Linked DNA regions of Homo sapiens: region 2 is linked to region 1. Evidence: chromatin loops called from intact Hi-C (ENCODE). Cell type or tissue: heart right ventricle. All regions are shown on one strand. Links, peaks and the distances in the headings refer to the core of each region. The heading gives the core; the rest is flanking DNA. Region 1 holds the start of SYDE1 (synapse defective Rho GTPase activating protein 1). Region 2 has its middle 25 kb from the start of HACL2.

What was found. Peaks named below come from ENCODE experiments on the same cell type or tissue, not always from the same donor. Only the 100,000 strongest peaks of a DNase experiment are listed, where the experiment ranks them.
Region 2: a loop joins it to region 1, with 6 times the contacts of the local background. A loop is called at or near these places in 100 of 110 quality-filtered maps.

Annotation. Positions count from the first base shown.
Region 1 is chr19:15,094,040-15,109,580 of GRCh38, forward strand. SYDE1 (synapse defective Rho GTPase activating protein 1) reads left to right here and starts at 13,362. Exons shown (of 8, transcript NM_033025.6): 1 at 13,362-13,482; 2 at 15,017-15,358. The coding sequence starts at 13,395. RefSeq lists an enhancer at 15,048-15,541. In heart right ventricle, for the core only: CTCF peaks have their summits at 7,637 (motif pointing right) and 7,837; no DNase peak of the experiment used is centred there; H3K27ac peaks cover 734 bases.
Region 2 is chr19:15,143,485-15,159,025 of GRCh38, forward strand. It overlaps the pseudogene RNU6-782P. Among named protein-coding and RNA genes, the nearest start is that of HACL2, 25 kb to the left of the region's middle. In heart right ventricle, for the core only: CTCF peaks have their summits at 7,135 (motif pointing left) and 10,677 (motif pointing right); DNase peaks (open chromatin) are centred at 7,147 and 10,682.

The DNA of each region.
Region 1 (15,541 bases), core at 3,970-11,969:
GTGGTTGCACGTGCCTGTAATCCCAGCTACTCAGGAGGCTGAGGCAGGAGAATCGCTTGAACCCGGGAGGCAAAGGTTGCAGTGACCCAAAATCATGACACTGCACTCCAGCCTGGGCGACAGAGCAAGACTCTTGTCTCAGAAGAAAAAAAAAAACAAAAAACACTTTTTTTCTTTATTTTAATTTAATCTTATTTTATTTTATTTATTTTATTTTTTGAGATGGACTCTCACTTTGTCGCCCAGGCTAAAGTGTAGTGGTGTGATCTTGGCTCACTGCAACCTCCGCTTCCCGTGTTCAAGTTATTCTCCTGCCTCAGTCTCCCAAGTAGCTGGGACTACAGGTGCCCGCCACCATGCCCAGCTAATTTTTCTATTTTTAGTAGAGGCGGGGTTTGACCATGTTGGCCAGGCTGGTCCCGAACTCCTGACCTCAAATAATCCACCCACCTCAGCCTCCCAAAGTGCTGGGATTATAGGCATGAGCCACCGCACCCAGCCACAAAATATATTTTCTGAATGAATGAATGAATGAGGCAGTGTGATGGAAAGGTTTTAGGAATACCGGATGGGGCAGCCAAAGTAGGCTGCTGAGTTGGAACAAAGATACCTGCAGTCAAGGTTAAGTGAGAGATGCACTCCTCCTTTGATATCCCCAACCTTCAGTTATGCCTGTCCCACACTCAGGTGCCTTGTGGGACTGGGACTCTGCTGAAATTAAGAAGCCAGGGGCCTCATCCCACAGAGCAAAACCAGCAAGATGGCGGGACTCCTTAATTCAGCAACAACAAAAGACAGAAAATAATCTGGAAATTCTCTAAAATCTTAGCAAGCATGCTGGAAGAGGTTTGAGCCAATCTTATCCAGTAAATTTTTTTTTTTTTTTTTTTTGAGACAGGGTCTCGCTCTGTCGCCCAGGCTGGAGTGCAGTGGTGTGATCATGGCTGAATGCAGCCTCGACCTCCTGGGCTCAAGCAATCCTCCCACCTCAGCCTCCTGAGTAGCTAGGGCTATAGGCACGCACCACCACACATGGCTAATTTTTTTTACTTTTTTATAGAGACGAGGACTCACTATGTGGCCTATTCCGGTCTTGAACTCCTGGCCTCAAGCCATCCTCCCACCTTGGCTCCCAAACCGCTGGGATTACAGGTGTAAGCCACTGCACACGGCCCAAGCCTATATTAAGAGTACAAGAACAGACCGGGCACAGTGGCTCACGCCTGTAATCCCAGCACTTTGGGAGGCCAAGATGGGTATATTACCTGAGGTCAGGAGTTCGAGACCAGCCTGGCCAACATGGTGAAGCCCCCATCTCTACTAAAAATACAAAAACTAGCCAGGCGTGGTGGCATGCACCTGTAGCTCCAGCTACTCAAGGCTAAGGCAGGAGAATCGCTTGAACCTGGGAGGCGGAGGTTGCAGTGAGCCAAGATTGTGCCACTGCACTCCAGCCTGGGTGACACAGCAAGATTCTGTCTCAAAAAAAAAAAAAAAAAAAAGTACAAGAACACTTCCTTCTCTCCATGTGAAATTTTATTGGGTGATTCAAAGCAAATCTGGAGATTCGGGAACTGAGGCTCAGAGACGAAAAGTGACCACCCCAAGGCCACATGCCAGATCTGGGGCAGAGTGGGGGAATCCAGCCCAGGCTGGTGTGACCTCAAAACCCAGCCTCTCCCTCCCTCATGATGCTGGTAGCCTCCCAGGTGGGTGACTTGCCCAAGGTCACACTGCAGCTTGGAGCAACTCAAGGCCTGTCCCGGGAGGAGGGAGCAGCCCCTGTGTGGGACTCTGGGGAGTGAAAAGCGGACAAGCCAGCAGGAGTGGCCACTTTCTGGAAAGTGTAAGAAAGATTCACTAAGATTTGGGCTGAAGTTCGCAGAGATGGATTGGGACAATCCTCCCAACTGTCCATTTGCCAGGAACTTGGCAGGAAATGGAGGTGGTTTTGTTTGTGTAAACCTTTGTGGCTGGGGATCCCAAAGGCATCCCTCACCTTTAATGATTTGCTAGAAAGACTCACAGAACTCAGTAATGTTATTATACTCATGGTTTATTGCAGTAAACAGATACAGATTAAAATCTGCAAAGGGCCAGCCACAGTGGCTTATGCCTATAATCCCAACACTTTAAGTGAGAGATGCACTCCTCCTTTGATACCCCCAACCTTCAATTATGCCTGTCCCACACTCAGGTGCCTTGTGGGACTGGGACTCTGCTGAGGCAGGAGGATCACTTGAAGCCAGAAGTTCGAGATCAGCCTGGGCAACATGGCCAGACCCTGTCTCTACAAAAAATTGTAAAAATTAGCCAGGCGTGGTGATGCACACCTGTAGTCCCAGCTACTTGGGAAGCTGAAGTCGGAGGATCACTCAGATCTAGGAGTTCAAGGTTGCAGTGAGCTAGAATTGCACAACTGCACTCCAGATGAGGCAACAGAGTAACCCCCCCCCCTTTTTTTTTTTTTTGAGACAGCATCTAGCTCTGTCACCCAGGCTGGGATGCAGTGGTGTGATCACAGCTCACTGCAATTTCTGCCTCCTGGGCTCAAGTGATCCTCCCTCCTTGGCCTCCCAAAGCAACGGGATTACAGGTGTAAGCCACCACACCTGGCCCCCATTAAAAAAAAAAAATCTGCAAAGGTAAAAGGCAGATAGAGCAGCATCTAGGAGACACCAGGCATGAGCTTCCAGCTGTTCCCTCCCAGTGGAGTTGTACAGACATAGACAATGCTGAATTCTCACAGCCACAATGTGTAACAACAGGTGCAGAGTGTTGCTAACCAAGGAGCTGACCCAAGCCTTGGTGTTCTGGGTTGTTTTTGTTTGTTTGTTTTTTGTTTTTGTTTTTGTTTTTTTGAAACGGGGTCTCTCTCTGTCACACAGGCTGGAGTGCAGTGGTGCGATCTCGGCTCACTGAAACCTCTGCCTCCAGGGTTCAAGCAATTCTCTGCCTCAGCCTCCCGAGGAGCTGGGATTATAGGCGCCCACCACCATGCCCCGCTAATTTTTTGTATTTTTAGTAGAGATGGGGTTTCACCATCTTGGCCAGGCTGGTCTTGAACTCCTGACCTCGTGATCCACCCGCCTCGGCCTCCCAAAGTGCTGGGAGGTGTTCTGGGTTCTTATTGGAGGTTGGCCACTGTATTACAATAGTTCCCGCTTCTTCATGAGGTTTCAGTTACCTGCTGTCAACAGCAGTCCAAAAATACTAAATGAAAAATTTGAGAAATAAACACTTTGGGTTGGGCATGGTGGTTCACGCCTGTAATACCAGCACTTTGGGAGGCCGAGGCGGGCGGATCACGAGGTCAGGAGATTGAGACCATCCTGGCTAACATGGTGAAACCCCATCTCTAATAAAAATACAAAAAAAATAGCTGGGTGTGGTGGCGGGCGCTGTAGTCCCAGCTACTCAGGAGGCTGAGACAGGAGAATGGCGTGAACCTGGGAGGCAGAGCTTGCAGTGAGCCAAAATCACACCACTGCACTCCAGCCTGGGCAACAGAGTGAGACTCCATCTCAAAAAAAAAAAGAAAGAAAAAGAGAGAGAAAAAAAAATAAACAATTAGTAAGTTTTTTTGTGGGTACATAGTAGGTGTATATATTTATGAATTACATGTCATATTTTGATACAGGGATGTACACATCAGGGTAAAATGGGTATCCATCCCCTCAAGCATTTATCTTTTGTTTTACAAACAATCTGATTATGCTCTGTAAGTTATTTTCAAATGTACAATTAAATTATTTTTGACTACAGTCACCCTGTTGTGCTAGCAATTCATACGTTTTTGGTTTTGGGTTTTGAGACAGTCTCACTCCGTCACCCAGGCTGGAGTGCAGTGGCACAATCTTGGCTCACTGCAACCTCCACCTCCTGCATTCAAGCAATTGTCCTGCCTCAGCCTCCCGAGCAGCTGGGACTACAGGTGCCCGCCACCACACCCAGCTAATTTTTTTGCATTTTTAGTAGAGATGGGGTTTCACCATGTTGGTCAGGCTGGTCTCAAACTCCTGACCTCAGGTGATTTGCCCACCTCAGCCTCTCAAAGTGCTGGGATTACAGGCATGAGCCACTGCGCCTGGCCACAACTCATACGTTTTAAAGTGCGTGCCATTCTGAGTAGTGTGATGAAATCTTGCACCATTCCACTCCATCCCAGCTGGGATGTCAATCCTCCCTTTGTTTGGCACATCTGCACTGTAAACACCCCACCCATCAGTCCCTTACTAGCCATGGCAGTTATGAGATCGACAAAACACAGTATAGCTAGGGTTCTGTACTACCCACGGTTTCAGGAATCTACCGGGCATCTTGGAACATGTTCCCTGCAGATAATGGAGGATCACTAGTGTCCTGGGACTACCATAACAAAATACCACAGCCTGGGAGGCTTAAACAACAGAAATTTATTTTCTCATAGTTCTGGAGGCTGGAAGTTCAAGGTCAAGTTACGTTGGTAGGGTTGTTCTGTGGCTTCTCTCCAGGCCTTGTAAGTGGCTGGCTGTTCCCTGAGACTTCACATTGTCTTCCTTCTATGTGTGCACACATCTGTATCCAAATTTCCTCTTCTCGTAAGGCACTAGTCCTACTGGATTAGGACTCACCCTAAAGACGTCATTTTAACGTAATTACCTCTGTCTCTAGCTCCGGGGTATTTCTCCGCCAACTCACCATGACTGCCACAGAAGTGCTGAGCTCTGCCCAAACCTGACCGGTCCCTCCACCTGCATTTTGTCTTTCAACGAATGGGTCTGTATGTGCCTGCGGGTGGTTAACCCACCAGGTACCAAAAGCACAGCGTATCAGGCCTGCAGCCAACGAGAAAGAAAATTGGAGGAAGAAAAATACATACATGTGGGGCTGGGTGTGGCGGCTCATGCCTGTAATCCCAGCACTTTGGGAGGCCAAGGTCGGGGGATCACTTGAGGTCAGGAGTTCAAGACCAGCCTGGCCAATATAGTGAAACCCTGTCTCTACTACAAATACAAAAATTAGCTGGGCGTGGTGGCACAGGCCTGTAAGATCGCACCACTGCACTCCAGACTGGGCGACAGAGAGAGACCCTGAAAAAAAAAATAGAAAAAGAAAAGAAAGGGAAGGGAAAGGGAAGGGAAGGGAAGGGAAGGGAAGGGAAAGGGAAAGGGAAAGGGAAAGGGGAAGGGGAAGGGGAAAGGGAAAGGGAAGGAAAGGAAGGGAAGAAAGAAAGAAGGAAAGAAAGAAGAAAGAAAGAAGGAAAGAAAGAAAGAGAAAGAAAGAAAGGGGAAGGAAGGAAGTAGAGAGAGAGAAAGAAAGAAGGAAGGAAGGAGAGAAAGAAAGAAAGAAAAGGAAGGAAGGAAGGAGAGAGAAAGAAAGAAGAAAGGAAGGAGAGGGAGAAAGAAAGAAAGAAAGAAGGAAGGAAGGAGAAAGAAAGAAAGGAAGGAAGGAAGGAAGAAAGAAAATACATACATGGCCAGGAGCAGTGGCTCACACCTGTAATCCCAGCACTTTGGGAGACCAAAGAGGAAGAGAAGACTCTATCTCCAAATACAGTCACATTCTAAGGGACCGGGAGTTAAGACTTCAACATAGGAATTTGGCAAGGGACTGAAGGGGACATAATTTGGCCCATGGGTGTCCAATCTTTTCATTTCCCTGGACCACATTGGAAGAAGAATTGTCTTGGGCCACACATAAAATACACTAACACTAACAGATAGCTGATGAGCTAAAAATCGCAAAAAAAAAATCTCATAGTGTTTTAAGAAAGTTTACGAATTTGTGTTGGGTCACATTCAAAGCCTTCCTGGGCCACATGCAGCCTGTGGGTGGCGGGTTAAACAAGCTTGATTTAGCCCATAACAGCCACATAGTATGGCTGACCATTTGTGTGACTGACCTTAGCTACTCAGCCTCAAGCCCCTCGAGAGGTCAAACTGACACAGTGAGGCCCAAGGCCTCCACCATAAAACACGTTTTTGGCATAAACTCTCTGGTGTGACCTCCAGGTATACAAAGAGACTCTCATCACACAGGATACTCCACCAGCTTGAAGGCAACTCTTCAGGAGCCAGACAAGGGCTAGACTTTACTTTGGAATGTGCAGGAGAGCCCAGAAGCATGGGAGGAAGGAGGCAGGAGCTAAGCCTGATGTGGGATCTCTGTCAAAGCCCTGCCCACCCAGCCACCTGTCCTCACCTGATCAGCCACCTCTCTGCAGGCTGCTCCTGCTTCCTCTGGTACACCCAGCCTGTAGAGTCTAGGGGGTCCACACCAGCACACCAGGTCTGGGAGCTGGACATCAGATAAGCTTTGTTTAAGAGACAGGGCCTCAGCTGGGCACGGTGGCTCACACCTGTAATCCCAGCACTTTGGGAGGCCAAGGAGGGCAGATAACTTAAGGTCAGGAGTTCTACTAAAAAATACAAAATCTAGCCAGGCATGGTGGTGGGCGCCTGTAATCTCAGCTACTCAGGAGGCTGAGGCAGGAGAATCGCTTGAATCTGGGAGGCGGAGGTTTCAGTGAGCCGAGATTGCGCCACTGCACTTCAGCCTGGGCAACAAGAGTGAAAACCCTGTCTCAAGAAAAAAAAAAAAAGAGAGAGAGAGACGGGGAGAGACAGGGTCTCGCTCTGTTGCCCAGGCTAGAGGCAGTGGTGCAGTCATAGCTCATTGAAGCCTCAAACTCCTGGGCTCAAGTGATCCTCCTGCCTCAGTCTCCAGAATAGCTGAGACTACAGGTGTGAACCACCATGTCCAGCTTGGAGAGCTCTTGGCATGGCTGCAGTGGCCAGTTGCTGAGTCTATCCCTGAGGCTGTGCAGGGGCCTAGCCAGCAGGAAAGCTCCACAGCCTTGCAGCTGATAAACAGAGACCACTCTGGAGGTGGCATGGAGCAACTATGGACCCCTCCTGCACCTCAGTTTCAGCTCTATAGCTGTCTGGCCAGATTTTTCCAAGGGTCAATGGGAGGCTCTGGTCAAGCAATGCTGTACCACTGACTGTCACCCAGGTGAGACTGTGCCCTGCCTCAGGAAGCTGCTTTATGCTAACAGAATTCATAACCATTTCATTATATACAATCATCCCCTCTCCCTCCAGCTCCTGAATGCTACTGTGATGGATATCTCTGGGCAGCCACCCCTTTGCTGGTTCCTCTGAGGTCTGACTTCCAGCCAGGGAGGCCTAGGCAGGCTGAGGTATTCACCTTCTTCTCCTGGAAGATGCCAGATAGACGCAAGCCTCAGGTGTGGAAACAAATGGGAATGACCACAGCGGGTGGAGGAAGCTTGGGTCCTGCTCCCCAAAACCTTCTCTATCTCCCATCCCCCAGGAACTGAGCACCCCAGGGAGCTGGTAGAATGGAGATGTAGCCCCACAGAACCACGCCCCATGCCCATAGCCTTGAAAACAGCCTAATTTATTATTCCCTTTGCACATGAAACAGAGGCCTAGACAGAATGTCTGTGTTTGGAGTCCACCAGAAGCCAACCTTGAGACAAGGATTCAAGTATTTAGGAAATAAACAGGAAATACTGTAAGTGGGGTGGATATGTGGGAGAGGGAAGGGAAGGAAGTCAGCAAAGAGTGTATTGATAACCAGGTTTCTACAGTGGACAGCTGGAGCTCAATCCCGTGGGTGAACACTAGGGGTCAGTGTAGAACATGAACCTCAATCATCCAACACAAGGGTGAGGGAGCTGGGGTATTTATCCATCAATTCCCCTTGACTACCACAGAGGTGCTGAGCTCTGCCCAAAACTGACAGGAAATGGTCTTTTGGTCTTTCAACTAATTGGTCTATATGTGTCTGGGGCTGGTTAATCCACCAGGTACCAAAAGCACAGCACATCAGACCTGCAGCCAATGAGAACATTTAGGGGAAAGAAAACACACACGTGGCCAGGTGCAGTGGCTCACACCTGTAATCCCAGCACTTTGAGAGGCCAAGGAAGAAGGATCGCTTGAGGTCAGGAGTTTGAGACCAGCCTGGGCAACATAGCAAGATCCTGTCTCTACAAAAAAAATTTAAAAGCTAGCTGGGTATGGCAGTGCATGCCTATAGGCCTAGCCACTCAGGAGGCTGAGGCAAGAGGATTGCTTGAACCCAGAAGTTCAAGTCTGCAGTGAGCTATGATCACACCAATGCACACCAGCTTGGGTGACAGAGGGAGATTATGTCTCTAAAAATAATAAGGCCAAGCACGGTGGCTCACACCTGTAATCCCAGCCACTTGGGGGGCCAAAGTGGGAAGATCACTTGAGCCCAGAAGTTTGAGAACAGTCTAGGCAACATGATGAGACCCTATCTCCACAAAAAAATAGAAAAATCAGCCTGTGGCATGGTGGCACATGCCTGTAGTTCCAGTTGCTTGGGAGGCTGAGGCAGGAACATCACTTGAGCCTAGGAGGTTGAGGGTGCAGTGAGTTGTGGTAGTGCCACTGCACTACAGCCTGAGCAACAGAGCAAGAAAAATAAATAAAATAATAATAATAAAGTAAATAAAAATAACATGAAAATAATTTTTAAAAAATTTGAGACAGAGTCTTAGTCACCCAGGCTGGAGTGCAGTGGCACGATCTTGGCTCACTCCAACCTCTACCCTCTGGGTTCAAGCGATTCCCCTGCCTCAGCCTCCCGAGTAGCTGGGATTACAGGTGCCTGCCACCATGCCTAGCTAATTTTTATATTTTTAGTAGAAACGGGGTTTCACCATCTTGGCCAGGCTAGTCTTGAACTCCTGACCTCGTGATCCACCCGCCTCAGCCTCCCAAAGTGCTGGGATTACAGGCATGAGCCACAGTGCCCGGCCATGAAAATAAATTTTTTTAAAAGAAAAGAAAATGGGCCAGGCACGGTGGCTGACCCCTGTAATCTCAGCTCTTTGGGAGGCCAAGGTGGATGGATCACAAGGTCAGGAAATCGAGACCATCCTGGCCAACATGGTGAAACCCCATCTCTACTAAAAATATAAAAATTAGCTGCACGTGGTGGTGTGTGCCTGTAATCCCAGCTACTCAGGAGGCTGAGGCAGCAGCATCGCTTAAACCAGGGAGTCACAGGTTGCAGTAAGCCAAGATCGTGCCACTGCACTCCAGCCTGGGCAACAAAGCAAGACTATGTCTCTATAAAAGAAAAGAAAAGAAAATGTACGCATACAGGCTCTAAAATCTGTACAGCAACTAGCAAAATCCACAGGAATAAGCATACAAACATCATTATGAAACTTAGAATTCATAACCATTTCATTACATACAATTTGCAGATAATCTGTTCTCACTTATGGAAATTTCTGATTGCTAAGAAAGAATCAGAGCCAATGGTGAATTAAATAGGCTACATGCAGGCAAATAAAGACAACAGGAAAAGTACAAAAACTCAAAAAGATTTACACAAAATAATAATAATAAATATTTATGTGGTATGTGGGTGTCATATGGGTGGGGCTAAGGGTTGCTCTCACTCCCATGTCAGACCCCAGCTCCTCTGAGACTCTGAAATACCCCATTGGGACCTTAGTCCTGCAGCCTCTACCCTCAACTTGTAAACAGGTATTGTCTTGACCCCTGACTTCTTTCCCCATTGTCAATAGCTGCCTCAAAGACATCTGCGCAGGGATCTCATAGGGAGGAGGGTGCACTCCACCCTTTTACAGACTGATGCCCCCCAAACACACATATCCAAGAAAAGTGAACAGCACCTAGGAGAACTGTATATCAACAGTTGTATAATGAGTATACCAATATATGCATAATGAGAGTCCCAGAAGGAGAGAAGTGAAAGGAGCAGAAAGAATATTTGATGAGGCTGGGTATGGTGGTTCATGCCTATAATCCCAGCACTTTGGGAGGCCAAGGTGGGCAGATCACTTAAGGTCAGAAATTTGAGACCGGCCTGGCCAACATGACGAAAACCCATCTCTACTAAAAATACAAAAATTAGCTGGGCATGGTGACAGGCACCTGTAACCCCACCTACTTGAGAGGTTGAGGCAGGAGAATCACTTGAACCCAGAAAGCAGAGGTTGCAGTGAGCCAAGACCATGCCTCTGCACTCCAGCCTGGGCAACAGAGTGAGACTCCATCTCAAAAAATAATAATAATAATATTTGATGAAATAATGGCCAAAAAACTTCCCAGAAGCCCAGAATTGATGAAAGACATGAATCTACATATCCACAAAGCTCAACAAACTCCAAGTACAATAAACACAGAGAACCACACAAAGACACATTAAAACCAAACACACACAGCCTCCTCGTCCAGGCCTCTTGGACACCCCCTCCTATACAGACCTCCATCACCTGACACCTGATCTCCTACCTGAATATTCAGCAGTGAACAACATAGACAAGCATCACTTGATCACTTGGTGGAGACCCAGTCTGGACGAGGAGGCAGATAAACTAGAACAAACCACTGGGACTGTTAAATTCAAGTTGTGGCAAGTGTTAGAAGAAAGGAAACTGAGTAATGTGATACTGACTAGACAGAGGTGGTGGACAGAAAGGGTCTCCCTAGAAGGTGCCATTGGACCTAAAGGATGAGAGAGAGGTGGCCTCAGAAGAACCAGGGCTTCCCAGGCAGAAGGAACCATGTGTGCAAAGGACCTGAGGCAGAAATAGCTTGATATGAAGGAGAACCAGAAAGGAGGCCATGGTGAGTGAATGGGACAGCCAAAGAGATGAGGCTGGAAGTCTTGTGAGACCATGCTGGGAATCTGAATTTTATTCTAGGTGAGGTGAGCAGTCATAGGAACACTATTCAGCAGGATGGTGCCACAATCTGATTTCAGTTTTAAGTCCACTGTGGGTAATATATGGAGAATGAAATGTAGGGCTAAGACAGGTTATATTTTCCCAGATGGCCACAATATCTCCCACCCTACATCCACTTGTACAATGTCACCTTGACATGCCTCCCATGTAGAGAGGTATAATCTGTGCCCCCTTTCCTTGAATCTGGTGGCAGAAGTGACACAGCATGACACTCAAGGCTGGGTCAGAAGAGATGCAACTTCTTCCTTGTTCACTTTTAGAGGGCTGGGTGGCTGTCTAAGAAGTCTGACTACCCCAAGACCACCATGCTGGAAGGAAACCCGAACCACACGGAGAGGCCTGTGTAGCTACCCTGGTCCACAGCCCCAGCAACAGCTGGCGTCAGTTGCAAGACCTCTGAGTGAAGACACCTCCAGATGACTCAGGACCCTGCCATTTTTTAGTCACCCTCTAGCCTAAGTCTCCCCTGTCCAAACTGAACCACAGCATCTGTGAGCATCATGTAAACCAAAAGGTATCTCAGATAAGTCTCAATAAATTTAGAAAGCTTATTTTGCCAAGGTTATGGACATGCCTGTGACACAGACTTAGAAGCTCCTGACAACATAAACTAGGGTAGTCAGGGCCACTACCTTGATTCAGGTCTGTAATCCTAGCTACTTGGTAGGCCAAGGCGGGCAGATCACTTGAGACCAGGAGGGTTTTTTGTTTTGTTTTGTTTTTTTGTTTTGTTTTTTTGAGACGGAGTTTCACTCTTGTTGCCCAGGCTGGAATGCAGTGACACAATATTGGCTCCCTGCAACCTCCGCCTCCCGGGTTCAAGAGATTCTCCTGCCTCAGCCTCCCGAGTAGCTGGGATTATAGGCATGCACCACCACCCCCAGCTAATTTTGTGTTTTTAGTAGAGAAGGGGTTTCCCCATGTTGGTCAGGCTGGTCTCGAACTCCCAACCTCAGGTGATCCGCCCGCCTTGGCCTCCCACAGTGCTGGGATTAGAGGCGTGAGCCACCGCACCCAGCCGAGCCCAGGAGTTTGAGACCAGTCTGGGCAACATGATGAGACTCTATCTCTACAAAAAGTAGGGAAATTAGCCAGGTATGGTGACACATGCCTATAGTCCCACTTGCTCGGGAGGCTGAGGCAGGAGCATCACTTGAGCCCAAGAGGCTGAGACTGCAGTGAGCTGTGGTGGTACCACTGCACTCCACCTTGGTCTAGTTTTATATATTTTAGGGAGACATGAGACAGCAATCAATATATGTAAGATGCACATGGGTTTGGTCTGGGAAGGCAGGACAACTCAAAAGTAGGGAGAAGGCTTCCAGGTTATAGGTGGATAAGAGAGAAACAATTGCATTCTTTCGAGTTTCTGACTAGCCTTTCTGAATATGCAATTTACAGAGATAGTCACTTATGCCTTAGTCTGGCTTAGTGAAACAAATAGGTAAGGAAGCGATCAGATATGTGTTTGTCTCATGTGAGCAGAGGGACAATTTTGAGTTCTGCCTGTCCTTCATCCATAAGGAATTTCCTTGTAGGCAAATTGTGGGGGAGGTATGTAGCTTTTTTTTTCTTTTCTTTTCTTCTTTTTTTTTAGACGGCATCTTGCTCTGATGACCAGGCTAGAGTGCAGTGGTGCAATTTTGATTCACTGCAACCTCCACCTCCCGTGTTCAAGCAATTTTCCTGCCTCAGCCTCCCAAATAGCTGGGATTACCAGTGCCCACCCACCATGCCTGGCCAATTTTTTTTCTTTTTCATATTTTTAGTAGAGATGGAGTTTCACCATGTTGGCCAGCCTGGTTTCGAACTCCTGACCTCAAGTGATCCGTCGCCTCAGCCTCCCAAAGTGCTAGGATTACAGGAGTGAGCCACCGCGCCCAGCTAGCTTTTTTAACCTTGTAGCTATCTTACTTAGGAATAGAATGGGAGGCAGGTTTGTCCTACACAGTTACCAGTTTGACTTCTTCCTTTTGGCTCAGTGATTTGGAGGTCTCAAGATTTATTTTCCTTTCACAATCACGACATGGTTGTTTTACATCATTACGTTTGGGGATGGTTTGTCAAACAGCAGTAGTAATTGGAATTTGGAGGTGAGAGAATTGAGTGGGGAAAGAGTGGCATGGGGAGACCAAGGAAGAAGCTTGGGGTGGGGTGGGTAGTGGGGACGGTCATTGAAACGAATGACACTACGGCTTGCACCAGGTTGAAGCAGTACCTGGCAAGGAGAGAGAGGATACGTGGAGGCTGCGATTTGGAGACAGACCCAAGAGAACTTCCTGGATGCCATCACCCAGAGTCCCATCCAGGGAGGGTGGGTGAGGTGGAAGACAAGGGATCGGGCCTGCGCCACGATCGTCACGTCCCATCGAAGCTGGAGCGGATCCGGGCACCCGGAGCCCCCATTCCAACCCCTCCCGGCCCCAGGCAACTACATCTCCCAGCATCGCCCGCTCGGGCCGCGGGAAAGGGGAAAAAAAAAAAAAGTTTGGGCCAAGCATTCCCGGAATGTGCTTCCTGCTGGCGCGGGGCGGGGGGCGGGCGGGGAGGCCCGGGCGGGGCGGGGAGGGCGCGGGGCGGCGCGGCCGGAGCCCGGGGCGCGCACTCGGCTCGGCCCGGCCCGGGCCGCAGCATGGCCGAGCCGCTACTCAGGAAAACCTTCTCCCGCCTGCGGGGCCGGGAGAAACTTCCCCGGAAAAAGTCGGACGCCAAGGAGCGCGGTAAGCGGAGATCGGTGGGGAACAGGGGGCGCCGAGCCCCACCCGGCCTGGGAGCGGGGTCCCAGGGCCCCGAGGACAGACGGTGGGGGGGATCAGGGGGAGCCCCCCGCACCCCGCTGCAGACTGGGGTGCCTCCAGCCAGGGGAGGGTAGGGGTCCTGGAAGGAAGGGGCTGGGAGGGAGGGGGGCGCGGACCGTTATGTGCTGCTGGCCGGGGATGCCAGCGCTGCGGGCTCCTTGGGAGGCCCGGGAGGGGGCCTCGCCCACGACAGGAAATGGGGCCGCGACTGAGGGCCTGGAGGGTGGAGGGGAGGAGGGGCTGGGAGGCCGGGACACTGGGGCCCAGTCGGGCTGGGCAAGGGGCATCGGGAGCCCTGGAGGCGCAGGATGGGAGATGGGAGGCGTACTCCTGCAAAGGAAAGAGAGGGGCGGCCCGTCAATCAGAGTAGCTGCCCCCTCCGCCTCCCACCTACTAACAGTGACGGCAACTGCGCCTGCCTTAGCCCCAGGAAACTGTCCCTTTTATACAGATGGGGAAACTGAGGCACGGAGCAATTGGGTCATGTGCCCAGGGCCATCGACTTAAACAGCTCTTTGGACTATGCTACAAACAGAGACCCTAGAGGGTGGACATCAGAGGTGGCCAGAGGAGGAGTTCAGCAGGGTAGCAAGTAAAAACCTTAGAGAAACAGCTGCGTGGGATAGGGGGACCCAGGAAGGAAGGAGTTAAAGGAGGAAGGCCAGACCATTCCATGGACGTACCCCTTCCCCCCAGGCCTTCCCAAAGATTCCCAATGTTCCCAGGGAAGGGAGAAGGGACAGAGATGCCCAAACACAAACACACACAGGAAACAGCCCAGGACATGAGACAGGAGAGGAGGGAGGGAAGGGGAAGTCCCAAAGCATTGAGCGTGGGGGGTCTGGCCTGGGCTGAGGGACAAGGGCCCATCCCAGGATGGCGACAGAGTTTGGAAGACAGGAGGGAGGGTAAAAGGGGCAGGGGACTGGGAGTGACTGTGCTGCAGGGAATAGAAAACCCAGCTCCTCACTCCTGAGCACGTAGTGCCTGCTGTGGGCTGTATACTTTTCCAAAAGGCTCCTGGAAGCCTCCCTGGACATGGAAATCACATCCCCCCATTTCACAGGAGGATACTGAGCCTCAGAGAGGGAAGCGACTTGCCCAAGGCCACGCAGGTGCAAAGCTCCATGCCACGGTTATTGAGAGGGTAGAGGAAGTGGAGACTGGAACGCAGTACCTACGGGCCCCAGGAAGCCTGACTTAGAACCCTGAGGCTGCAGGGATGGAGTCCCCTTTTGGGATGCCAGGGACTGAGTAGGGGGTGCTCTAAGCTGATAACTGAGATCGCTAGCCTGTGGCTGCCTATTCCAAACAAAACAGCAGGATCCAAGGAACCATGACTTATCAGGGGCCGGCCAGGGCCGTACACAGCATCCCACCCACTGATCAATTGCACAGGGCTGCTCTGCAGGCAGTGAGGGGCTGGGTGGGTCTCACTCCCCTTGCTCTCTGCCAGGCCACCCAGCCCAGCGCCCAGAGCCCAGCCCTCCAGAGCCAGAGCCCCAGGCTCCCGAAGGGTCCCAGGCCGGAGCAGAGGGGCCCTCCAGCCCCGAGGCATCAAGGAGCCCTGCACGGGGAGCCTACCTGCAAAGCCTGGAGCCCAGTAGCCGCCGATGGGTGCTGGGTGGGGCCAAGCCAGCTGAGGACACCTCTTTAGGGCCTGGGGTACCTGGCACTGGGGAGCCCGCCGGCGAGATCTGGTACAACCCCATCCCTGAGGAAGACCCCAGACCTCCAGCACCTGAGCCCCCGGGGCCACAGCCTGGCTCAGCTGAGTCAGAGGGCCTGGCCCCCCAAGGTAAGAACAAGCTTCCCATCCCCTTCCCCAAGGTGAGCACCAGCTCCACATCCCTTCCCTTCAGGGTAGCACCAGCCTCACACTCCCTCCTCCCAGAGGAGCACCAACCTCACACTCCTTCCCTTCAGGGGAGCACCAGCCTCACATCCCCACCCCGTCAGATGCTCCCAGAGGAGCATCAGC
Region 2 (15,541 bases), core at 3,891-11,890, 49 kb after region 1:
GTTCAAAGTGAAGAATGCTATCATTAATATCAAGACCTTAGGAGTGAGGCTGAGATGCCCCCTTGGACTGAAGAATAAAAAAAAAAAATTCATGGTGAAACAGTAAGAGGAATGGTTCTCTCTGACTACACTGTCCCTCCCTGAGGCCAGCAGGACACCATATGCTGAGAGTTCTCCTGGACCCATGGTTTTTGCAGTGGAAGGGATGAGTTGGAAGTGAACATTCAGCTTCTCCATCATTCTGGGATTCTTCACGGGTAGCTTGCTCCTATCTCGTCCCACTTGAAATGTTGAGAATGCCGGCATGGCTGGACACCAGGGGTCAGTTCGGTCAAAGAACAGCGGACGAGGGGCTCACAGGAACCAGTTCACAAGTTTTGGTACTTGCGCTGCATCCCCACCAGCAGAAGTGCCGATATGGTTAGGATATTTGTCCCCACCCAAATCTCATGTTGAATTATAATCCCTAATGTTGGAGGTGGGGCTTAGTGGGAGGTGTTTGGGTCATGGAGGCAGATTCCTCATGGCTTGGTGCTGTCCTCACAATAGTGAGTGAGTTCTTGCAAGATCTGGTCATTTAAAAGTGTGGAGCTATTCCACCCCACTCTCTCTCTCTTGCTCCTGCTTTTGTTATGGGAATTGCCTGCTCCCATTTTGCCTTTCATCATGAGTAATGCTTCCTGAGGCCTCCTCAGAAGCAAAGCAGATGACACCATGAAGCATGCTGGCACCATGCTTCCTGTACAGCCTGCAGCACTCTTAGCCAATTAAACCTCTTTTCCTCATGAATTACTCAGTCTCAGGTATTTCTTTATAGCAATGCCAAGAATGGCTTGCTACACTTGCCACACCATAGAAACTAGCAAACAGCATCATGTGCAAGAAACATGGTGCATGTTATTTTTCCTAACAACATTACCACCCAGCCAGGGAAAACAACATCCAACCATGCCTGATCAGAGACAATTGCAGAGCCCAGCCAGCCGCCCCACATGATGGCAGAGTCCAGCCAGGTGCCCTTACCAGACTGTGGAACACATTCAGAAATACCACTCAACCTCAGAGAACAGGAAGCAACTCAGCCCAGTTAGAGAACCCCACAGCAAAGTCTGCCTGTCTGGAGTTTCAACCAGCCAGCCCACCCAGAATTCCAAACTAAACTAAATAATAAAGGTCTATCACAACCAAATTCCACCTGCAAAGGCTGGAAAGGATGGCTGTCTCCTCAAATGTAAAAGCAACTACGTAGGACACAGGTTTATGTTTTAAAAAACAAACAAAAAAATAAAAAAACAAGGAAACATAACACTACTAGAAAAAAATAATAAAGCTCCAGTAACAGACCCAGAAGAAAAGGTAATCTATAAAATGACTGAAAATGAATTCACAATGATTCTCTAAAAGTTCAGGAGCCTAAAAGAAAATACAGATAGAAAATTAAATGAAATTTGAAAAAACTTTATAAACAAAATTAGAAGTTTGGCAAAGAAGTAGAAACAATTAAAAGCACAAATAGAAATCCTAGGAAGAAAAAAACATAATAACCTAAATAAAAAGTTTGATACAAAGTAGGATTAAGAGTGTAGAGATACTTTATTTCTGTGATCAAAGTTAAGTGGTTATCATCTTAAAATAATCTTTTAACACTATAAGATGTATTTTGCAAGCCTCATGGCAAGCACAAAGCAAAGGCCTATAATAGATACACAACAATGAAAAGGAAGGAGTCAGTGTTCGCTTTGGCAGCACATATACTAGAAATGGAATGATACAGGGATGATCGTGGCCCCTGCACAAAGATGACATGCGCATTCTTGAAGCATCCCAACATAAAACTTATTTTAAAAGGAATAAATCAAAACATATCACTAGAAGAAAGCATTTAAGCACTAAGAAAAAAAAGTAAATGAGGAAGAAACAAAAAGAATACATAAAATAACTAGAAAATAATCAGCAAAATGGCAATAGTAAGTCCTCACCTGTCAACAATTACCTTGAATGGACACGAATTACATTCTCCATCAAAAAACATGGGGTGAAGGAATAGATAGAAAGAGGCACCCAATCATGTGCTGCCTAAAAGAGACTTAATTCACCTGTAAGAAACACAGAATGAAAGAGATGGCATGGAAAAAGATATTCTAGGGCTGGGCATGGTGGCTTACACCTGTAATCCAATGCTTTGGGAGGCCAAGGTGAGCAGATCACTTGAGGTAGGCATTCGAGACCAGCCTGGCCAACATGGTGGAACCCCACCTCTACTAAAAGTACAAAAATTAGCCAGACGTGGTGGTGTGTGCCTGTAATCCCAGCTACTAAGGAGGCTGAGGCAGGAGAATCACTTGAACCCAGAGGCGGAGGTTGCAGTGAGTTGAGATCGCGCCACCGCACTCCAGCCTGGGCAACAAAGCAAGACTCCATCTCAAAAAAAAAAAAAGAAAAAGAAAAGAAAGAAAAATATAATCCACTCAAAGGGAAGCCAAAAAAAGAGCAGGGATTACAATCCTTATGTCAGGAAAAGAAAATAAACTTTAAATAAAAAACTATAAAGAAACAAAGAAAAACATTATATAATGATAAAGGAATCAATTCAGTACAGGATACAACAATTTTAAATATATATGCAACCAACAATGGAAAACATAAATGTATAAAACACATATTCCCTGAGGGATTCATGCCATGAAAAAGTACAAGGCCTTACTTCAAATCTTCAGAAACTGAAGTAAAATGAAACCCCAAGCCAAGAAACTCAGACTCTACTTAAGAAATCCAGATCTAGGCCCGGCACGATGGCTCATGCCTGTAACCCCAGCACTTTGGAAGGCCAAGCAGGCAGATCACAAGGTCAGGAGTTTGAGGCCAGCCTGGCCAATATGGTGAAACCCCATCTCTACTAAAAATAGCCGGGTGTGGTGGCACACGCCTGTAGTTCCAGCTACTCGGGAAGCTGAGACAGAAGAATTACTTGAACCCAGGAGGCAAAGGTTGCAGTGAGCTGAGATCAAGCCATTGCACTTCAGCCTGGGCAACAGAGCAAGACTCCATCTCAAAAGAAAAGAAAAGAAAATCCAGATCTAATAAAAAGCATACTGGCAGACATGCCCTAAATATGTCTGAAACAGGCCTTTTTATGGTGAAGTAAACAACATCAAAGGGAAGAACAGAACCCTTTATAGAGACCGTGATAGAAACTCAATAACATGGAAGACTTCACAGTGAAAAAATAATGAGATATGACTATTTAAGAAGTATAATTACTTAACATGACAAAACATTGTTAAATTGAAACAAATTTATAGGCAAATCACGAACTAGAACAAAGCTGTGATAAATGTTTACCTCTTACAAATTAAGAAAAATGTGAGCCAGGCACAGTGACTCATGCCTGCAATCCCAACACTTTTGAGAGGCCAAGACAGGCAGATCTCTTGAGCCCAAGAGTTTGAGACCAGCCTGAGCAACATGGTGAAACTTCATCTCTACAAAAAAAAAAAAAAAAAAAAAAAAAATATATATATATATATATGTATATATGTATATATATATTAGCCAGCCATAATAGCATGTGCTTGTAGTCCCAGCTACTCTGGAGGCTGAGAAGGGAGGATCACTTGAGACCAGGAGATCAAAACTACAGTAAGCCATGATTGCACCACTGCACTCCAGCCTAGGTGAACAGAGAGCGACCCTGAGAAAGAAAGAAGAAAGAAAAAGAGAGAAAGGAAGGAAGGAAGGAAGGAAAGATGGGAGGGAGGGAGGGAAAGAAAGGAAGAAAGGGAAAGAAAGGAAGAAAGAGAAAGAAAGGAAGAAAAAGAAAGGAAGAAAGAGACAGAAAGAAAGAAAGACAAAGGAAGGAAGGGAAGGGAAGGGAAAATGTATAGGACCACTCCCCAACATTCATGGAGCTCAAATAAAGACCCATATACCATGTGACTGATTATTTAAAGTTAAAAGTGAAGCTAATAAACAGTTAAGTAAAATATGCTCTAACTCATCACACTGACAGCCTTCATAATGACATGAAAAAACAGAATTCAATTTAGGATTTCTGGACTCTTTAGAGTTCCACTCCAGAATGTGATGCTGTGGAGAGCACCGTGTGCTAGTTTCTAGCCCATGTCCTATCCCCTTCTCTTCCCACCCCAGGTGCCACTTAGCACTGCGAGGGGCCTTGTATGTATGTGTACAGATATCCCAACCATGCACCTTCAAGATGCAGCAACACCCTCCTTAACTACACCACTGCTTAACCACACCTAAGGAAATACACGCCAGCAGTGTGGTTCATATCAGAAGAAAGAAGTCCTACTTTTGGCCCTGCTAGTGGCTTGGAGCCACCTGGGCAGGGAATTCTAGGGTCATGTAGCGCATCATCTACAATGAGGTGCAAGCTCAAGGTAAAGACATACTCTTGACTTTGTAAACTCTTCACCCCTTGGGATGGGGTAGAGTCGAGTCCTCAGATGCATCAGTGCCAGGGCAGAATCCCTCTTGCCCAAGGCTAACAGTAGTCCTCTAACACCCCAGTATAAAATCAGCAGATGACCCTGATTTCATTATGATATAATGTATACATGGATTGAAACATCAAACTGTACTCCATAAATACATAGAATTATTATGTGTCTGTCTAGATAATTTCACCTCTAGATTTTTCTCATTGAAAAATAACTGCACTTAGATATATAGGAATGTTCATAACTGCATTATTTAAATTTTTAAAGAGGACATGACCTAAAGTGTTCTATAGTCGAAATGCCCTTACAAACAAGGGTAAAACAAAATACTGACATTCTAATTGAAAAAGATACAAAGCACAAAAATAATAAGACATTATTAAAGTCGTATCTTTGAGAATGGATAATAACATGGGAAGAATTCTCATATATGGGTTGTGTGAGAGTGGGATACGAAACAGTAAAAATTCTGTGATGACATTCGCATACATTCTTTATACTTTTTTGAATTTCCCAAATATTCTACATCAATTGCTAATTTGTATCAATAGAAAAATAACATTTCTTAGAGGATATTTTTTCTCTTGATAAACCCTTTTCCTGTTTAATCAATCTAGTTTGACAGAGGAAGCCAAGGGTTGAGATAAACAATGCAAAACATGCTAAAGCCATTTGTAACTAAAGTGTTTTGTTTTGTTTTGTTTGAAATCGAGTCTCACTCTGTCGCCCAGGCTGGACTGGAGTGCAGTGGCACAATCTCACCTCACTGAAACCTCTGCCTCCCGGATTCAAATGATTCTCCTGCCTCAGCCTCCCGAGTAGGTAGGATTACAGGCATCTACCTGCCATCAAGCCTGGCTGTCATTTGTAATTAAAGTTTTAAGAAATAATCTGAAGAGCAAGTGACTGTGGAAGAGACCCTTTAAGGTATTATCACAGGCTCCCTTCAGGTATAAGTCAGCACCCTCTTGGGCATCACATGGAAGGGAATTGGAAAGGAAACCCCCCTTGATATTTGCTCAGTGTAGGAGTGTCCTCTACCACAATTATCCTGCCTCCACTTGCTTGCCTCCAGTGATGAGAAGATCACTAGCTGCAAAAAAATGCCCATTACCTAGAGCAGAAATTTCATGCTCAAGGACAGCCCCTCAGTGACCAGCAGCAATACCAAGTAGAGCTCTGTAATATCACAAGCCTAGATTTGAATGCTGGTGCCTTACCAGGAACAGGGTGACCTTGGTCAGCTAATTTTGCTCCTCTGAGCTTCATCTATGAAAGTGGAGATTGATCTTCTGAAGTCACGGGTAATAGGAAGATGCCCTGACAGTGTTAGGAATCTTTTGGTCTCTAACTACATTTTTTTTTTTTTTTAGACTGAGTCTCGCTCTGTCACCCAGGCTGGAGTTCAGTGGTGCAGTCTCAGCTCACTGCAACCTCTGCCTCTGGGTTCAAGCAATTCTCCTGCCTCAGCCTCCCAAGTAACTGGGATTACAGGCATCCACCATCACGCCCGGCTAAGTTTTCGTATTTTTAGTACAGACGGGGTTTCACCATGTTGGCCATGGGCCAGGCTGGTCTCGAACTCCTGACCTCAGGTGATCTGCCTGCCTTGGCCTCCAAAAGTGCTGGGATTACAGACATGAGCCACCACACTCAGCCGGTCTCTAACTTCTTATGAGGACGCCTGGGATTCTTATTCTCTGCTCTGCACTGCTTGAGAGGCAGAGTATAGCAGGTTTAATTTGCTCACATTCTCAGTCCTGGCATCAGGATTGGAACCCAGGAGTCTGTCTCTGGAGGCTGTGCTTTCAGGAGTGTGAGTTTCAGCGACTCACCTTTCATTACACACATCTTCATGAACAGCTCCTCTGTGACAGGTGCTTCTGAGGGCATGAGGACACAGCAGGGAACTAAATGGGCAGAGATACCTGCCCTGGAGGAGCAGAAGGTACTAAGGGAGGCAGCCGCGCAATCAGCCACAAACAGGATAACTCAACAAGTGAGTTACATCAGAGCTAAGTGCTAGAAACAGAAAAGAGGACCTAAAGGGAGAATTGAGAAATCAGGGGAGAGTTGCCATTGTTAATGGGATGGTCAGAAAAGTCCTTGTTGATGTTTAATCACGGTCAGCTCAGAATTTCTCCTTCCTCGACTGCCCCAATTTTCTGATCTCAGCTCTAGGCTAGAGATGGATCAGCGTGGCTTCTCCAGCCAGGCAAAGACCCCGAATTCACAATTGAAAAAGAATGAGGGAATGAGTCAAGACGGAGGAGAGCATTCCAATTTCTCCTTCCTTGACTGCCCCAATTTTCTGATCTCAGCTCTAGGCTAGAGATGGATCAGCGTGGCTTCTCCAGCCAGGCAAAGACCCCAAATTCACAATTGAAAAAGAATGAGGGAATGAGTCAAGACGGAGGAGAGCATTCCAGGTAGAGGCAACACCCTGTGGCTGCACCATGCCTGGTACAGGAGCAGCAAGGAGGAATAGTGAGGGAGAGACAGTGAGGGAGAGGGAGCAGGTAAGCACAGGGAGGGGACAGAGGGATGTTGTGTAGGCCTTGTAGATCAAGGGGAGGACTTGGCATTTACTCCTAATGAGGTGGGACTATGGAGGGGTCTAAGCAGAAGAGGGACATCCCCAGGCTCAGGTGTTCCCAGACGCCCTCTGGTGGCTATGGGAAAACTGTGCGTGAGGCATTGGACACAGCAGGTTAAGAGGTGACTAGGCTGGTCCAGGCCGATGATAATGGGATCAGTGTGGACCACGTGGGCCATTGGAAGTGGGCTTGCCATGGTGGGCACATGGAGGTGGTGAGGACTTGCCCATCTGGATGGGTTGTGAAGGTGAAGCCCAATGAATTTTTTGATGGGTTAGAAGTGAGTTTAGAGACAGGCCGGGCATGGTGACTCATGCCTGTAATCCCAGCACTTTGGGAGGCCAAGGCAGGCAGATCACTTGAGATCAGGTGTTCAAGACCAGCCTGGCCAACATGGTGAAACCCTGTCTCTACTAAAAATACAAAAATTAGCTGGGTGTGGTGGCACATGCCTGTAATCCCAGCTACTTGGGAGGCTAAGGCAGGAGAATCGCTTCAACCCGGGAGGCGGAGGTTGCGGTGAGCTGAGATTATGGCACTACACTCCAACCTGGGCAAGAGAGTGAGACTCCATCTCAAAAAAATTAAATAAATAAACAAATAAGTCAGGTGCAGTGGTGTGCTCCTGTGGTCCCCGCTACTTTGGAGGCTGAGGTGGAAGAACTGCTTGAGCCTAGGAGGTTGAGGCTGCAGTGAGCTGTGATCATGCCACTACACTCCAGCCTGGGCAACACAGCGAGATCTTGTCTCAAAAGAAAAAAAAAAAACCTTAACCATTTCCATTCATTCATGTATTCATTGAACAAATATTTAAATATTTTTAATTAAAAATTTTTTTTGGCTGGGCATAGTGACTCACGCCTGTAATCCCAGCACTTTGGGAAGCCAAGGTGGGTGGATCACCTGAGGTCAGGAGTTCAAGACCAGCCTGTCCATCATAGTGGAACCTCGTCTCTACCAAAAATACAAAAATTAGCCGGGTGTGGTGGCACACACCTGTAATCCCAGCTACTTGGGAGGCTGAAGCAGGAGAATCACTTGAACCCAGGAGGCGGAGTTTGTAGTGAGCTGAGATCGCACCATTGCACTCCAGCCTGGGCAACAAGCGTGAGACTCTGTCTCAAAAAAAAAAAAAATTTATTGTTTTAAAAACAGAAATAGGCTCAAAGAAAGAGCTGGTGGAGGAGCTGGCAGAGTCACACTGGGGGATAGGGGCAGGGCCAGCCCAGCTGGAGTTCAGCGAGGACTCTGTCCATCTCAGGATTGCTGGGGGTGGGGACCCACAGTGTCTAGAGCTCTCAAACCGACAACCTGGCCCCTCTCCGCTCTCATCTTGGAGGTGGCGTCTGCCCCAACCCCCTGCACCCACCCCAGACAGAAGGAAGAAGAAAGGAGGAAATCCCAAATGTGGCTGAACATTAACTCTGCAACAGCTGAGGAGCTGTGACTGAGTTTGCTGCAATGTGTCCAGATTCCAGGCCTGACCCAAAAAGAGGTCAATTCACAGGAGTAGAATATTCCTTATTTGCCTACCTGGAACCCATGAAAATTGCACCCATTGAGAGCGCCCAGGCTGGTTGCTTGCTTAGTGAGAGAGTTACAGGGAACCAGTTGGTGCTGAGTTCAAGGACCAAGCCAATGCCACCTCCACAGTGCAGGGGAGAGGGGACCAGGTGACACTCCTGAGAGCTGTCTGGAGCCGGGAAGCTGAGGAATGCATGGGACTGGGGTCTGGAGTCTTTCCTTTTCCTCTTTCTTCTCATCAGGAAGACCCCCAAAGGCCCTTCTCCGCCCCTTTCAGCCCCACCCTAAATGACTCTGTGTGTGTGTGTGTGCGCGCGCACTCATGAGACTCTAGGGCACATGCGTGTCCACACCCCATATCTTCCCTGTCTGCTTGCACACCTGTTCACACCATGATGCAGTGTCTGCATGTGTGTGACTTTTCAAGGGTCTCTTTTGGTTCCCCCAGATGCGCCTCCTTGCCTTTCTGGGAAAATCTTATATTCTTCTCCAGCCCATGCTTTGTAGTTGGCAAAAAACAGATCGAACACCTTTCTGGGAAACTCCATTCAAGTGTGTCACTGCTTAGCCTTTTCTGGGTTAGCATAGTCCCTCTACAGTTTCTCTCTCTCCCCACTTATTTGTAGATCTGAACCTTAAGGCCAGGGATGGGCCGGGGTGGCTCCTTCAGCCAGGAAAAGCCTCTGAATTCACACTCACCATTGCCAAGGGAGGCTCCTGCAGTGCCTGCTGGCATCGCTCTGTTCACCACCTAAAAAGGGAGGGGCTGAGGACACAGCTCCTGTTATGCTGAGGGTCCCCAGAGCTGCCATCCCACAGGCCCCCTGAACACTAAGAAGTCCCACGGAGCTCAGGCAGGTGGCACCCTGAGGGGATTTTCCCTCCAGGAAACTCAAGACCCCTGGGTCAGCTTCCTAAGCCCACAGACCCTGCATGCACAGAGCGGGAAAAGGACTAATTACTATTTCTTTTTGTGGATAACAAGCAGAAATTCATTAATGAATGGCAGAGCATTCATTCATGCTCCTAGTACCCACCTGCGCTAGGCAAGGCTGCTTCCTGAGGAAATGCACCCCCAGGCCCTGCCCTCAAGAGAGGGAGGAAGGAGTGGATCATTTGATGTTGTTCTACCAATGTTGCCCAGGTTTAACATCTCTTGGTGACCTCAGCCTTCTCCATCCCTCCTTCCCTAGACCATTAATTACCAAATCAGCATTCTTCCTCCCAAAATTCTCTCTATCCCCTCACCTCCACCCCAACTCAGGACTGCATTATTCTTACCTGTTGCAAGAACCTGCAGTGTCAACTCCCTCCAGTCTGACCTCTGCACTGACCCCAGGACAGAAAACTCAAGCTGTGCTCCTCCTCTACGCAAGCACCTTCCATGGCTCCCCATTGCTTTCAAAGTTTAAAATCCCTCCATCTTCACATCCAAGACTGTTGTGATATGACCCCTGCCACCTCCTCTACTACTAAATACAGCCATTGCTCCACTCATAACAACACTCACTCCTACTTTTACTAAAAACACACCACCAGCATCACCTTCTCCAGGAAGCCTTCTGTAAGAACCCCCAAGCTAGTCATATGCAGTATCTGGGCTACCAGAAGTCCTGGGTTGTCTCTTCATATTGTCTGTGTTCCTCTGTGTCTCCTGTTAGCCTGTGAGCTGTCGGACCTGGCCTCATCTTATTCCTTTCTCCAGGAGCATTAAACTTAGATGATAAATCTGTTCCTTGCAATGCTCCTTTCTCTTTCTTTTCATGGTATATGCTTTTTCTCTGGCCACTCTTCCTTAGTCTCCTCCTCTTCTGACCCCTAATATGATAATTCCCCAGGGCTCAGTCCTAGACCTTCTTATCTCTCCCTAGCTGATGAATATAGACTCATGATTCTGTGTACCCAATCTATGCCAAAAAGCCTGCATAGTTTGGGTTTCCCCCAGACACAGACTCTGAGACAAGGATTCCAGTGGAAGTAAGTTTATTTGGGAGGTGATACCAGATCTGAAGAAGTGAAAGTAGGAACAAAAGGAAGTTTATAAAGCATGTCCTATCAAGTAACTTATCCCTGTAAGCAACTGGGGTCAATCCCACTGGAGACCTCTGGGTGGCAGCATAGAACATTCACTGCAGAGGGGTAAGGGAGCTGAGGTATGTATACACCCACTCCAGTTGGTTATTGTTGAGGGTTGCTCCTGAGTGCATTAATTATCCAATACTCCTGTCCTGCTGTACATGTGGATGGAGTAAGCTTTAATGTCCAGAGAAAGCCCTCAGACAAATAGATGCAAGCACCGAGTGTTGGAAATCAGGCCAATATGCAGTGAAGTTGTCAGAGAAAGTGGATGCGGGCAGGGGACTGACACCATCTGCTGCATGTGGTTTGTCCACTTCATTTCTGACCATTCTTTGTCACTCTCTTTCTTTACTTTTACTGTTCTGATATTGAAGTAGCTCACGGCTTCAACCTTGACTCTCTTCTCTCTAACTGATTAGTACAATCATATGGTTTTAAATACCACTTCCTTACCAGTATTCCCCAAATCTACATCTTAGATCAGCCAACCACTCTGAGCTCCAGATGCATAATCCAACAATCAATCATCAACCAATGTGAGGTGGAATGTCAGAAAAAATGTCAGAGTAAGGACCTCCATAAATTATGTCCTCCATAAAGAATGAAAAAGCTAGAAAAAATTGTTAGACTAAATTTTTGGGAATTCTAGAAATTAACTAAAGTCTTGCAGCAACTCAGAGAAAATGTATTCAGAAAATTACTGAATATCAGTGAGAACAGCATACTCGGCATTTTAACATCTCTGGTCTTCTCCCCCACTCTCCAGCTCCGTGGTCGTCTTGAAAAATACCAGCCCAAACTCTGGTGCAGCCTGGCATCCACCAGAGAGAGCAAAACAGAACTAGAGCACTTTCAAGCCTCATTCCCAAAGAATTGTCATTATTTTTTAAATTTTATTTATTTATTTATTTATTTATTGAGATGGAGTCTCTCTCTCTCTGTCGCCCAGGCTGGAGTGCGGTGGTGCAATCTCAGCTCACTGCAACCTCCGCCTCCCAGGTTCAAGCAATTCTCCTGCCTCAGCCTCCCAAGTAGCTGGAATTACAGGCATGCACCACCACGCCTGGCTAATTTTTGTATTTTTAGTAGAGACAGCGTTTTACCATGTTGGCCAAGCTGGTCTCAAACTCCCGACCTCAAATGATCTGCCCACCTCGGCCTCCCGAAGTGCTGGGATTACAGGTGTGAGCCACCACACCCGGCCAAGAATTGTCATTATTTACCAAGCTAATGGTTCCCTGCAAGATCCCACTGGCAAAGCTCTCTGTATTTGACCTGGCTCTGAGATAAACCATGCAAAAAGCCTTCACTCTGGGGGTCCTTTGTTGACAACAGCTACAGGAAGGTATTTTAGCTTCATGGATGCCTGAGGCAGTGAGTGACAGTTGAGACAAATAGACTAAACCAAAAGCTAGGGAAGGAGCTGTCTATAGAGGCTTTGAAAGGCTCAGATAAGGCTGGGTGCAGTGGCTTATGCCTGTAATCCCGGCACATTGGCAGGCCAAGGAGGGTGGATCACGAGGTCAGTAGTTCAAGACCAGCCTGCCAACATGGTGACCCTGTCTCTACTTAAAAATACAAAAATTAGGCCAGGCTCAGTGGCTCATGCCTGTAATCCCAGCACTTTGGGAGGCTAAGGCAGGCAGATCACCTGAGGTCGGGAGTTCGAGACCAGGCTGACCAACATGAAGAAACCCCATCTCTACTAAAAATACAAAAATTAGCCAGGCGTAGTGGTGCATGCCTGTAATCCCAGCTACTCAGGAGGTTAAGGCAGGAGAATTGCTTGAACCCAGGAAGCGGAGGTTGCAGTGAGCCAAGATCACGCCATTGCATTCCAGCCTGGGCAACAAGAGTGAAACTCCATCTCAAAAAAAAAAAAAAAAAAAAAGAGAAGAGGCCGGGCACAGTGGCTCACGCCTGTAATCCCAGCACTTTGGGAGGCCAAGGCGGGCGGATCACGAGGTCAGGAGATCGAGACCATCCTGGCTAACATGGTGAAACCCCATCTCTACTAAAAATACAAAAAATTAGCCAGGCGCGGTGGTGGACGCCTGTAGTCCCAGCCACTTGGGAGGCTGAGGCAGGAGAATGGCATGAACCCGGGAGGCAGAGTTTGCAGTGAGCCGAGATCTCGCCACTCCACTCCAGCCTGGGAAATAGAGCAAAACTCCGTCTCAAAAAAAAAAGAAGAAGAAAGATTGGTAGATGGATGGAGAGAAAGATATATAAATGATAGATGATAGAAAAATAGAAAGATTCATAGATATAAATAGACAACAGAGGACAGAGAAGCATAAGATAGATATAGACGGATGAAAGATAAACGATAGATGATAGACATAGATAGATAATAAATAAATGATTGACATTCTAGACAGATGAGGCATGCGCAGAATGTAGGCAAGGAATGTTACTATACCTTGGGGCTCACAATGGTGGAGAGCCTTTATCGCTTCTATGCCAAAAGGGCCAAGCAGAGGAAACAATAACCCAGACCCACAGAGGGTAGGTAGCTGGAGGGAGAGCACTGCAGGTACCCTGCAGGCAGGGAGCCAGGGAGACAAATACATTCCACCCTCTAATCCCTCACCTGTGTCTCTCATTGGCCAAACCCAAGTGGAAGCCAGAGAGTAAGGAAACCCATTGATGCCATCTACCTGGGTCATTCTCCCAGAGCACAGAGAAGAGTTGAGGAAGATCAGTGCAGATCTGGAGGCAAAAAGCAGACACTCAGCTGTTTTATCATTGTCCTTTCAGTCAAAAAACCAACTAGGATGTCAATTCCAAAGTCCCCAACCCTTCCCAACTTCAGCATGCCAATGAAATCACATACATATGAATCCTTGAATCTCATTAGTTAATTTTCCTCCATCACCAGTGCAGGCTTCCTAGTCCTCAACCTAACATCCTTTCTGCAATCATTCCAGGGAGCTCCCAGTGTGGGTGAGTCTCACATGTGCTTACAAATAAGTCAGCTCCACCAGGTACGAAAGTGGGTTCCCGCTGTGGGACACTCTTCTTCAATATTCTGTTGACATGAAGCCAAGGTTGCATGATAGAGTGGACAAAATGGGTAGGGAGAAGGACTTTCTCCTCATTTGTACAGCACTTGGGAAGAAGAATACCCAAACTTGCTTAAGCCCCAGTAGATATTTTATTTTTTATTCCCAAGAATCTACTCATGCATAAAGCTAAGATGGACTTCTCTTGGGCCAATGATTCAAGTGCAAGGAATTTATTCGCAAGATCATTCCAGAAAGCTCTAGTAGGAGTGAGGAAGAGTAGGTTGCTGCTGTGGGCAACTGGGGCTTAATCCCAAAGAGCATCCTTTGGGAGACTCTGTGGATCATATCCATGAATTCCCACAGAGAGTGGCGAGGAAGCTGGGGTATTTATCCACCATCTCTCATTCATCCCTCATATGTTGAGGGTTGCTCCTGCCCCACACAAGAGAAAGTTCCCAGGTGGAGAGTCTCAGGTGTTCAGTCAGATGCTGTCAGCAAGCACTAGAATGGTAAGTTCCAAGGGTATACAGGGGTGCACCCCCCATACATCCCTCAACTAGCCTGAAATTCCATAAAAGCAGAGACTGGGCCTATATAATTCACCATTCTATTCTCAACAACTTGTCCGGGAGTTGGCACACGGTAGGTGCCCAATACAGGTTAGAGGGTAAGGGAATAAACATAAAATAAAGTTGAGACAAACCTAAAAGAGACTGTTTCATCTTCAAAGACTTAGCCTAAAGGGGGTGGGAGAGGAGTAAACATTTATTAGAAGCTTCCACAGAATTCATGCTTCTGCAAACCTGATTGCCCCTAAATTTAGCACATCAGTAGTTCCAAAGAAGAGACTTTAAGACATGCTTTAAGACAACAACAGGTGTGAATCTGCCTCCCAGATGACAATTGGCAATGTCTGGAGACATGTTATATTGGTTGTCACAACTGGAAAAGGGGTGCTGCTGGTAGCTAATGGGTAGGGACCAGAGATGCTATTAAATATCCTACAATGCACAGGACAGCTCCCCACAGCAAAGAATGATTTGGCCCCAAATGTCAATAATGCCGAAATTAAGAAACCTTAGGTTAGAGGGTGGATACGTGAACCAATTGGAGTCAATAGAAAAATCAACCACAAGGTCGAGTGCGATGACTCATGCCTGTAATCCCAGCACTTTGGGAGGCCAAGGTGGATGGATCACCTGAGGTCCGGAGTTCGAGACCAGCCTGGCCAACATGGTGAAATCCTGTCTCTACTGAAAATACAAAAATTAGCCAGGCATGGAGGTGGACACCTGTAATCCCAGCTACTTGGGAGACTGAGGCAGGAGAATTGCTTGAACCCGGAGGCGGGGGATGCAGTGAGCCGAGATTGTGCCATTGCACTCCAGCCTGGGTGACAAGAACAAGACTCTATCTTAAAAAAAAAAAAAAAAAAAGGAAGAAAGTAAAAGAAAAATCAATCACAATACTAGGAGTTTCTCTCTTCCCTGGAAGGAGCAATATGGCACCTATTTTGATAACACAGAGAGAAGGCTGGAGCTGTGTGATGTCGGGAAGAGAGGTTCTACTGGGTGCCATGTGGAGCATGTAGATGAAACTGATGCCCAGAGAAAGCTGTAGAGATGAAGAGAAACTGAGCCATTGTTGACCACATTTGAGCCACTAGATCAATTCTCCCCTGAAGTAGGTCCTTTTAATTTATATGAGCTAATAAACCCCTTTCTTGTTTAAGCCAGTAGACTTTTGTGTCATTTGCAACCAGGAGCACTCCAACTGACAGAATCAACGAACATTAAATCCTATCCTCCTTTCCTGAAGACACCAGTGTAAACAGAACCTTGTCTTGGAGCACGACTGGTTGCGAGTAACAGAA